Regions from separate parts of the Homo sapiens genome. Here region 2 is linked to region 1. A link is an interaction called in ENCODE POLR2A ChIA-PET data of the cell type or tissue named here. Cell type or tissue: PC-9. All regions are shown on one strand. Each heading gives the region's core, and the rest is flanking DNA. Links, peaks and the distances in the headings are about the cores only. Region 1 overlaps EPB41 (erythrocyte membrane protein band 4.1). Region 2 overlaps EPB41 (erythrocyte membrane protein band 4.1).

Region 1 (2,916 bases), core at 211-2,710:
CATGAGCCACCACACCCGGCCGCATTTAATCTTTTTTTTTTCTTTCTTTCTTTCTTTTTTTTTTTTTTTTTTTTTTTGGGACAGTGTCCCTCTGTCGCCCAGGCTGGAGTGCAGTGGCGCGATCTTGGCTCACTGCAACCTCTGCCTCCCAGGTTCAAGTGATTCTTCTGCCTCAGCCTCCCAAGTAGCTGGGATTACAAGCGCCTGCCACCATGCCTGGCTAATTTTTGTATTTTTAGTAGAGACTGGGTTTCACCATGTTGACCAGGCTCATCTTGAACTCCTGACCTCAAGTGATCCACCTGGCTTCGGCTTCTCAAAGTGCTGGGATTACAGGCATGAGCCACCGCGCCCGGTTGCATTTACTCTTTAAACAAAATTTTAACACACTTGGCTATCTGGTTTCTGAATCAATGTAGATTAGCCAATAACAGATTAGAAGAAGAGACATTGGAAGATGCTTGTTGGCAGGCCACTTTGACATCAGCAAGAAATGTGAGTTAACTCTTCAAATGAGCAAATAGGAAACCTAATAAAGGCAGATACAAAAAATAAAAAAGCACAGTATTCAGATATCTTTCTGAAAGAGCTAATCATCACTATAGACTTCAGTAGCCTATGAGGACATTAGCACTGCGTAGTAATTCAGGTTCATAATGATGACTAAATCAATAACGACTCAATTATGGTCTATAGATTTAAAAAATGAAACAAGGAAGCATATAATCCATTTCATAAAGATTTCCATCTAGAATGGCTAAAATAATACACTTTGACACTTTTTTTTCTTTTGAGACAGGGTCTCATTCTGTCACCCAGTCTGGAGTGCAGCGATCACAGCTCACTACAGTCTCGACCTCCGCGCTCAGCTGATCCTCCCACCTCAGGCTCACCACCCCATACCCACCCCTACCCTGCCCCCGTAGCTGGGACTACAGGTGCACGCTACCATGCCCAGCTAATTTTTTGTATCCTTTGTAGAGATAAGGTTTCACCATGTTGTCTAGACCAGACTGATCTTGAACTCCTAGGCTCAAGTGATCTGCCTGCTTAGGCTTCCCAAAGTGTGCTAGGATTACAGGCTTGAGCCACCAAACCCAGCCCACTTTGACACTTAAAAGAAATAAAACTCAATTCGGTGGAGATGAATTTTTTTTGTTTCACATTGTCCTCATTGATGCTCAGTAATCATTGATCCAGTAGTGTATTTTCTGGGAGGGCCTGGGCCCAGGTGGTACACTTTTAGACTATATCCAGACATCTTTTAAGTATATGCCTGAATTCTCTAGAGAAGTAAAGAATGTGTTTTCATCTTCTTAGAAGAAGATGAGTAAGAGTTTGTTTATTTAAAAATATCTTTGAATGAGTTGATTCAGCGGTATTAGTCACCATAGAAATGACTTAAATTAAAAACCAAGTTTTTGAAAACAGCATGATCATGCTCAGTGACATTCCTGATTCACTCAGTATGGCAAGCAGTTTTTTTTTTTTTAGACAGAGTCTTGCTCTGTTGCCCAGGCTGGAGTGCAGTAGTGTGATCATGATTCACCGCAGCCTCCAACTCCTGGGCTCAGGCAGTTCTCCCACCTCACGTTCCTGTGGAGCTGGGACTACAGGCTCATGAAACTATGCTTGGCTAATTTTTTTTTTTTCCTTTAGTAGAGACATGGTCTCACTATGCTGCCCAGGCTGGTTTCAAACTCCTGGGCTCAAGCAATCCTCCCACCTTGGACTCCCAAAGGGCTGAGATTACAGGTGTGAGCCACTGCAAGGCTTCATAAAGAGTAATTTAACATTCAAATAATTTCAAGAGGATAGAGGAAGAATTCTGAAGAAACTCTTTTGTAAATTTTAAATTACCATTTTCATCCAAAGACCACATTGGTGATTATCCTATTCTAGAGGTGCTAATTAGTGTACTTAAATTGAGTTAGAAAGGAAAGATACTTTCCTGTGGTTTTGGGGGATTGATTTTTATCAGGAAAGAAGCTGTTTTCTAGCATAGTTTTGAAACCTTCATACTTGAACATATTTTCTTTCTGTCTGAAAGAATGTCACTAGTTTCTGTCCTCTGACTAGGGAAGTAAAAGGGCCTATTATCCTTTACTTTTGCTTTTACCCCCTTATTCTCCTAATCCAAATGGTGACTCTTGAGTTTATAATATAGCCCTTCTCTGGTGTCCTTGGGGATATTGGGGGTGGGGGAGAAATAATATAGCCTTTAAAAAATAATCCATTGTATAACTATTCTAATGTCCCTTTTGTTTATTTTTATTTTTCAGAGACAGGGTCTTGCTCTGTCAACCAGGCTGGAGTGCAGTGGTGCAGTCATAGCTCACTGGAGCCTCAAATTCCTGGGCTCAAGCAATTCTTCTGCCTCAGCCTCCCAGATAGCTATGACTACAGGCATGCACCACCATGCCCGGCTACTTTTTTTATTTTTATTTTTTTAGAAACAGGATCTTGCTGTGTTGCCCAGGCTGGTTTGGAACTCCTAGTCTCAAGAGATACTCCTGTTTTGGTCTCCCAGAGTGTTGGAATTATAGCTGTGAGCCACTGTGCCCAACCCCATTTGTTTTCTTTCTTCCTTCCTATTTGTAAAATCTTAGCATTGGTAAGGACCTGAGAATTCAGTTAATGTAAGGACCCACGTACTAGAAGAATCCTCTCTCTGGCATCTACAACAGATGGGCATTCAGCTTGAGTGAATATTTTTGATGATAATCTCACTCTTCCCAAGCAGCTCATTTAATTATTAGCAATTTCTTCCTTTTACTTTATTTAGATGAAAACTATGTCTTTGTAATTTCTGTGGGCTAATGAATTCTGCCCTTAGGAGTCACATGAAATTCAGCAGCTCTTGAAATTTGTTAGAGCAGCAATCATTTTCCTGCTTTGAATTCTCTTTTTCTAGGC
Region 2 (2,916 bases), core at 240-2,739, 140 kb after region 1:
TACAGAATTGTGACTTTCTGTTTAGCTTAATAAAGATTTTAGTAATCCAGGCTGGGCGCGGTGGCTCACACCTGTAATCCCAGCACTTTGGGAGGCCGGGGCGGGCAGATCACGAGGTCAAGAGGTCGAGACCATCCTAGCTGACAAAAAACCCCGTCTCTACTAAAAATAGAAAAAATTAGCCGGGCGTGGTGGCAGGCGCCTGTAGTCCCAGCTACTTGGGAGGCTGAGGCAGGAGAATGGTGTGAACCCAGTAGACAGAGCTTGCAGTGAGCCGAGATCGCACCACTGTACTCCAGCCTGGGCGACAGAGCAAGACTCCGTCTCAAAAAATAAATAAATAAATAAATAAAAAAGATTGTAGTAATCAAGGCTGGATGTGGTGGCTCACGCCTGTAATCCAAGCACTTTGGGAGGCTGAGGTGGGTGGATCACAAGGTCAGGAGTTTGAGACCAGCCTGGCCAACATAGTGAAACCCCATCTCTACTAAAAATCCAAAAATTAGCTGGGCATGGTGGTGCGTGCCTGTAGTCCCATCTACTCAGGAGGCTGAGGCAGGAGAATTGCTTGAACCCGGGAGGCAGAGGTTGCAGTGAGCCGAGATCACACCACTACACTCCAGCCTGGACAACAGAGCGAGACTCTGTCTCAAAAAAAAAAAAAAACAAAGATTTTAATAATCCAGGGGAGTAGAAGTGTACTCTACAAGGGAGTAGAAGTAGCAGGTCTGGTTGAGATTTTGGACAAGTAGGTTAGAAAGCTGTCCTTTGCAGTACCCAGCAGTAGATTAAAATTTGGAGTGGAGCTTTCGGAATAATCTTTGCTATTTTTCTTTTTTTGTTTGTTTGTTTGTTAATAGAGACGAGGTCTCATTATGTTGCCCAGGCTGGTCTCAAACTCCTGGCCGCAAGCATTCCTCCTATCTCAGCCTCCCAAAGTGTTGAGATTACAAGTGTGAACCACTAAACCTGGCCTCTTTTTCTTTTTTTTTAATTCTTGTTATATCGCTGATCTCATATGACATCTTCTCTTTGGTTCCAGACTGTAAAAGGTGGGATTTCAGAGACACGTATTGAAAAGAGAATTGTGATCACAGGAGATGCTGATATTGACCATGATCAGGTGGGAATGTTGAAGAGATCTGGGCCTGGGAGGGGTCCCTGGGCAGGAAGACCGATGAATACAGGAGTTTGTTTGCCATCTTCATCTGCAAAAAGCCTCTTTGGCCACTCTAGCTCTTAATTGAGAAGAAAGACAAAGACAATCAAAGTAAGAGGCCTGTGGGATGGAGGCCACAGATTGAGGAGCCAGGAAATGTAATGGAAAGAACATGAGCTTTGGATTCCAAGACTTGATTCAATTGCTGGTTCTTAATATATTCTAGCTGTTAACTCTCTGGGCCTCCATTTTGCATCTGTAAGATGAAGATGATAGTATCTCCCTCTCAGGGTTGTTGTGAGAATCAGGTGAAATACTGGATGAACAGCTGGTGGCACATGGTGAGCTCAGTTAAATGGAGCTATTGTTATTCCGAAGGTAAAGGTACCTGAACCCATGCTAGACAACATCAAAACAAAGGGAAGCATGCCCCTACCCTTAGAGAGCTGTAACAGCCGAGAAGACACGAGCGGGAGCATAGTATGGTGGACAAGACACCAGCAGACTCGAAACTTGTTTTCTGCCCTACATCTCTAACTTGCTGTGTGACCTTGGGCAAATCACTTTTCCGCTGATTTTTTTCTCCTTTCCTAAAAGAGAGTGGGTTGATCTAGATAATTTCTGGGCCTGAGTGCTAAAATTCTATATTTTTATGTTAATTGGGTGCTAATTGTGTGCTGCAAGCAATTAGCAAATAATAAGGTCAGGATTAATGTTCCCAGTTCTCTGCTGGGTGAGGTTAGAACAGTAAAGCTGCAGAGAAGAGGGGGTGGAAGAGATTGCATGCAAATGCTTCTGGAATCGTTGACTGGGTTGCTGGAGCAATAATTCTGTGGCCTTTTTATGCTGATATGCTGAGTGCCTTTAAAAAAAGAAAAACTGAGCTACAGTGCTGGCAGTTCCCTTGGAGGCAGGGTTGAGAGTTACAGCTGAGAATAGTGGACACAGGGTCCCAGAAACAAGGCTGCAAAGCCTAAATATCTTGCAGCCTGTTGGCCCAGCTCAGTGGGTCCCGCTGCTTTAGAAGCCTGCACCCACCCACTCAGTCTGGTGTGATCTGAGCCCCTGCTACGTGCTCAGTCTGCACTAGACAGCAAAAGCAATGCGGTGAAAGGTGTTTGAGGTTTGGAGTGAGACAGACTTGGGCTGAATCCTGACTCTGCGACCTAATTGGTTATATGTCCTTGAGCAACTTATATTACCAACCTGAGCTCTAGTTTTACCATCTGTAAAATAAGGATGATCACAGGTTTCTTCCAGGGTCATAAGGGCCAAACACACTTGGTAGCTCAGAGAGATGCTCCAGTGTCCCTCAGGTTTTCTAGTTACTGAGAGTGCATGGAAGGGGTAAGCTATGGTACACTCTGGCTGGCGAGGGAGGCACTTTAAGAACTGTTAAGGAGAAGCAGTGTGGAGCAGCAGGTTTCATAGAGAGGTGGGCGGAGGCAGAGTCACAAAGAGAAGACTTGAGCTGGGCCTGAGGTGTGAGCAGATGGGTTGGGCAAACAGGATCAGGGAGGATGGTCAGGGGCCCACAGAGGTGGTAGTTCTAAGAATGCCATTCATAGAGCCAGGAGACCAGAAGAGGGTTTTCCTTCTTCCCTTGCCCCTTCTAGAGATGGTTCTTAAGAGCCAGGTGAGTAGTCAGCTGGTCATTTCTAGCTGAGTCCTTTTCCATAGGGGAGCCTGCAAATTCAGAGACTGCAGCCCAAAGAGGATGGTGTTTTTGCTCTTTTGACTTTCCCTCTGCTCTCTTT

What was found. ChIA-PET counts read pairs that join two places held together with the same protein. Peaks named below come from ENCODE experiments on the same cell type or tissue, not always from the same donor. Only the 100,000 strongest peaks of a DNase experiment are listed, where the experiment ranks them.
Region 2: POLR2A ChIA-PET joins it to region 1 with 7 read pairs; 6 of 35 experiments call an interaction of 5 or more read pairs at or near these places.

What each region holds. Positions count from the first base shown.
Region 1 is chr1:28,971,127-28,974,042 of GRCh38, forward strand. All of the region lies in intron 1 of EPB41 (erythrocyte membrane protein band 4.1), which reads left to right. Among named protein-coding and RNA genes, the nearest start is that of EPB41, 58 kb to the left of the region's middle. In PC-9, for the core only: no CTCF peak of the experiment used is centred there; a DNase peak (open chromatin) is centred at 1,435; H3K27ac peaks cover 2,427 bases.
Region 2 is chr1:29,111,326-29,114,241 of GRCh38, forward strand. It overlaps EPB41 (erythrocyte membrane protein band 4.1), which reads left to right. Exons shown (of 21, transcript NM_001376013.1): 19 at 1,043-1,123. Among named protein-coding and RNA genes, the nearest start is that of TMEM200B, 11 kb to the right of the region's middle. In PC-9, for the core only: no CTCF peak of the experiment used is centred there; no DNase peak of the experiment used is centred there.